Linked DNA regions of Homo sapiens: region 2 is linked to region 1. A link is an interaction called in ENCODE POLR2A ChIA-PET data of the cell type or tissue named here. Cell type or tissue: PC-9. All regions are shown on one strand.

What was found. Peaks named below come from ENCODE experiments on the same cell type or tissue, not always from the same donor. Only the 100,000 strongest peaks of a DNase experiment are listed, where the experiment ranks them.
Region 2: POLR2A ChIA-PET joins it to region 1 with 14 read pairs; 2 of 35 experiments call an interaction of 5 or more read pairs at or near these places.

The regions. Positions count from the first base shown.
Region 1 is chr1:112,359,058-112,361,557 of GRCh38, forward strand. LINC02884 (long intergenic non-protein coding RNA 2884) reads right to left here and starts at 1,550. Exons shown (of 2, transcript NR_183466.1): 1 at 1,305-1,550. In PC-9, CTCF peaks have their summits at 156 and 1,610; a DNase peak (open chromatin) is centred at 1,334; H3K27me3 peaks cover 1,523 bases.
Region 2 is chr1:112,836,897-112,839,396 of GRCh38, forward strand. All of the region lies in intron 3 of LINC01356 (long intergenic non-protein coding RNA 1356), which reads right to left. Among named protein-coding and RNA genes, the nearest start is that of LINC01357, 12 kb to the right of the region's middle. In PC-9, no CTCF peak of the experiment used is centred here; a DNase peak (open chromatin) is centred at 1,475; H3K27ac peaks cover 371 bases.

The DNA of each region.
Region 1 (2,500 bases):
GGAGCAGGACTGAGAGAGATCAAGGAAGAGTCACCCTTCACGCCCCTGTGGAGATGATAAGGGTGCTTTCCTGCCCCAGTGTGAGGGGAGAGGGAATCCAGACTCTCCCTGATGCCTCAGAGGCACAGCTCACTGTCAGAGTCCTTGCCATCCTGGAAGCCTAGGACTGCAGCCCAGTGCCCTTGTTGTTCACCTACCCCACTGTGGGAAGGAAAAGCAGGATGCCTGATGAACTTACTTTGAGGGCTGGGACTGCACTTGAATGTAGAGACTGGTATCCATCTGAGTCTGGGAGATTCTGAAAGCAAGAGGCCCACTACAGTAGCCCATCCGGCAGGGCTCGAAGGACCCTGGGGCAGCATGACTGGGAAGAAGATGGGGGCAGCTCTCCCTTCCCAGGTCTGTGGGGCCCTTGAAGGATTATGGGAGAGGATTCCTGCAGGCCCTGTGGCTCTGCATGGAGATGCACGGAAGTCAGTGGAAGGGCAGGAGCTGAGGGTTTGCCCAGGTACCCATGGCCAAGTCAACAAAGGGTCGTTGGGCACCTGTACCACTGTTGAGGCTAAAGAGAGGTGCATCTGTGTGAGGGAAGGAGGGGGAAAGGGTGGTGTTCAGTGATGGAGGAGGGTGGGGTGAGATCTTCAGCATCTAACAGAGCCACAAAGAACAGGAAGGGGAAAAGGACACTCCTGTAAAGAGGTCTCTTACTCTCCATCCCTCCTCTCTGCCCAAATACAGATGCTGAGGCCTCAAAGAGGGAGGAGGTGAGGCATCTTCAAGCCAGGCCCTACTTCCCCTCCACTGCTCCAAACAACCAGGACCCAACTCTCACTTGTGCTGGAGGGAAGGGGAGAGAAGAGCTCTGAATCGAGTTTGCAATGAAAGTTTTAAAAATATAAGAGGCTGAGTCTTAATTACTGGAATGAGACTGTTATAGTAACCGAAAGTGGCTGAAAAGTTATGGAACCAGACCAAGATGTCGTTAAGGGAGCGGCTCCTCAGCAGGAAAGAGAGATCTGGCACAGCACAGCCAGGGCAGTTACTGGAAGAAATAAAATCTTTTCATGTTTATACCCCAACGAGTTGAGACTCCCCAGTGAATCAGGCACACAGGAAGTACCTGGGCCTTGGACACCAGTGTCCCTGTGGTCAGAGTACCCCATGAAGGATGATGTCACGCGGAGCACAACCTCCTCTTCCCATTCAGGTGCTGTCTCACCTCCCAGGGCAAGAGAAGCAGGAGGAATTTGTCCTCCAGCTTTAATGAGGCACTTAGAAAGAGGAACAGGATGGTTTCTTCTTACCGGAATCCTCGATGGAATGCAGGCGCAGGCAGCTGAAAGAGATGGTGCAATTTGCATACTTCTGGTGGATTCCAGGAAGCATCAGCCCCATTTCACCCTAACAGCCAGTGGACTCTGCCTGGGAGGGCCAACAGCCAAAGAGAGCTTTCAGTCTCCAGGCTGAGAAAGTCAGGAGAGGAACAAGTCAGGGGACACCACCAGCCCTGGGACAGCGTGGCAGCATATCCAGAAGATCAGGAAACTGCCGCAGAGGCTTGGTCCCCTACTGGAAATTGAAAGAAAATGAAGTTTAGAAAGAGCAGGGTGGGAACTGGTTTGCAGAACAGAATGTTCCCTTGGCTTATTTTCATCTGGGGGAAAGGGAAGAACTAATACTTATTGAATGCCTGTGCTGTATCAGGCACTATGTTCATTCTTGTCTTATTTAATCCTCCCACAACCCTGTAAGGAAAGCATTTTCTCCATTTTACAGATGAAAAAACTGAGGCAGAGTGGTTGCCTAAGGTCACATGTTGTTGGAATTTGAACTTCATGTTTGTCTGTGTGGTAGACAGACACAGAGATGCCATGCTTACATTGCCCCTTCAATAAAGGACTCACTCCCCTGCTACCAAGAATGTTGGTTTTATTTGCCCCCAGCAATTAGTTCCTTCAAGGACCACCTGAGTTTTTAAGCCACAGTCACTCTCTTCTTAAGGCAGCCCCTAGCCAATGGCTGAGCAAGGTGGTAGTACAAAGGCCCATCCCTCTTCTACCAATGCGGAACTCCTCTAACAAGCAATTTTTGCTCAGAGCACCCTGTTAGACTGGCAGAGGCTTTGTCAAGTCTGCATCAGAAGCCAAGAGCTCCTCCTGGCCAAACTGCTTCCTCCCTTTTCCACTCACAGGTGATCCTCCCCTTTGCACTTCTACCTCTGTTGCAGCATCTAGTTCCAGAGAACCCAGTGGAGACTCCTAACAGCCTGACTGCAAAGCTTTCCCTTTTTCTGACACTTTATCTTCATTTTCACTTGTCCTTAGGTAACATTGCTGCAGTGCAGAGAGTGAGCTCCTTCTTGGTAGCAGGGGCTTCACCCCTTCCAGAAGAAAGCTACTGAAGGTTTAGTGATTAAGGCAGTTTCCAAAGAGTTAGTTATCCTTGATGATTATGTGCTCAATGCTCAAAGGCAGTTGCTAACATTCAGACTTTGAGGTCT
Region 2 (2,500 bases), 480 kb after region 1:
AGAGTTCGTGTCAGACTGCAAAGCCTTAAAGGCTCAGTCCCACAAGACTACTTTCACTGTAGATGGTATTTTCAAGTACCAGGCTGCCACTTGTGCTTCTAAGGTCAACTGGCTATAAATTGGGGGTTCCTGTGACCCTGATCCAGTGATTGTGCTACTTGTCAAGTTCAATAATTTGCTAAAACAGCTCATAAAACTCAGAAAAACACTTTACATTTACTGGTGGGTTTGTTGTTGTTGTTGTTGTTGTTGTTGTTGTTGTTTGAGACAGAGTCTTGCCCTGTCTCCCAAGCCGGAGTGCAGTGGCATGATCACAGCTCACTGTAACCTTGAATGCCTGGGCTCAAGAGATCTTGCCTCAGCCCCCTCAGTAGGCTGGCTAATTTATTACAAACATTTTTTTGTAGAGAAGGGACATGTACTCGTTTATTATACAGCATACAACTCAGGAACAGCCAGATGAAGAGATGCATAGGGCAAGGTATGGGGAAGGAGCATCCGTGCTCTCTCTGGGCATACTACCCTCCTGGTACCTCGATGTGTTCACCAACCCAGAAGCTCTCCAATTCTTATTGTTCAGGGGTTGGTTTGTTTGTTCGTTTTTGAGACGGAGTCTTGTTCTGTTGCCCAGACTAGAATGCAGTGGTCCCCCCATCTTGGCTGATTGCAACTTCCACCTCCTGGGTTCAAGCAATTCTCCTGCCTCAGTCCCCTGAGCAGCTGGGATTACAGGCGTGGGCCAACATGCCTGGCTAATTTTTGTATTTTTAGTACAGATGGGGTTTCACCATGTTGGCCAGGCTGGTCTCAAACTCCTGGCGTCAAGTGACCTGCCTGCCTCGGCCTCCCAAGTGCTGGGATTACAGGTGTGAGCTACTGTACCCAGACTTTTCAGGGGTTTTTGTTTGTTTGCTTTTTGAGGCAGAGTTTCACTCTATTGCCCAGGCTGGAGTGCAGTGGCATGATTTCAGGTCACTGCAACCTCCGCCTCCCGGGTTCAAGTGGTTCTCCTGCCTCAGTCTCCCAAGCAGCTGGGACTACAGGCACGCACCACGATGCTGGGCTATTTTTTTATTTTTAGTAGAAACAGGGTTTCGTCATGTTAGCCAGGCTGGTCTCGAACTCCTGGGCTCAGGTGATCCGCCCGCCTCGCCCTCCCAAAGTGCTGGGATTACAGGCACTGCGCCTGGCCCCTGTTCAGGGGTTTTAATGGAGGTTTTATTACATGGGCAAAATTGATTAAAACATTGGCCTTGGTGATTGACCTCAACATCCAGCCCCTTTCCCCTCCCCAGGGTTCAGGAGGTGAAGCTGAACATTCCCATTCCACTCCTGGGTCTTTCTGGAAACCAGCCCCCTCTGCCTCCTGGGTTCAAGAGATTCTCCTGCCTCACCCTCCCAAGTAGCTGGGATTACAAGCGCCTGACACCACGTCCGGCTAATTTTTGTATTTTTAGTAGAGACGGGGTTTCGCCATGTTGGCCAGGATGTCTCAAATTCCTGACCTGAGGTGATTCACCTGCCTCAGCCTCCCAAAGTGCTGGGATTACAGGCATGAGCCACCACGCCTAGCCTTTTTTTTTTTTTTTTTTTTTTTTTTTTTTTTGTTGAGATGGAGTTTCACTCTTGTCTCCCAGGCTGGAGTGCAGTGGTGCAATCTCGGCTCACTGCACCCTCCGCTTCCTGGGTTCAAGCGATTCTCCTGCCTCAGTCTCCCGAGTAGCTGGGATTACAGGCACCCGCCACTGTGCCTGGCTAACTCTTGTATTTTTAGTAGAGATGAGGTTTCACTGTGTTGGCCAGGCTGGTCTCAAACTCCTTGACCTCAGGTGATCCACGCACTTCAGCCTCCCAAAGTGCTGGGATTACAGGTGTGAGCCACTGCGCCCAGCCAATTTTTTGTTTTTTTAATTGGCAAATAAAAATTGTATATATTGGCCAGGCGCAGTGGCTCACATTTATAATCCCAGCACTTTGGGAGGCCGAGGCAGGCGGATCACGAGGTCAGGAGTTTGAGACCAGCCTGGCCAACAAAGTGAACCCTGTCTCTACTAAAAATACAAAAATTAGCCAGGCATGGTGGCGCGTGCCTGTAGTCCCAGCTACTTGGGAGGCTGCAGCAGGAGAATCGCTTGAACCTGGGAGACGGAGGTTGCGGTGAGCCGAAATCATACCACTGCACTCCAGCCTGGGTGACAGAGTGAGACTCCATCTCAAAAATAAAAACAAAAAAAAACTGTACGTATTTATGGGGTATGTTTTGATATACGTATACATGGTGGAATGGCTAAATCAAGCTAATAAACATATGCATTACCTCACATACTTTTATTACTTTGGGGTGAGAACATTTATAATCTATTCTCTTGGCAATTCTCAAGTATATGTTTTTATTAACTATAGTCGCCATGTTATACAACAGATCACTTAAACTTATTCTTCCTAGCCGAAATGTATCCTGGCTGGGCGCGGTGGCTCACGCCTGTAATCCCAGCACTTT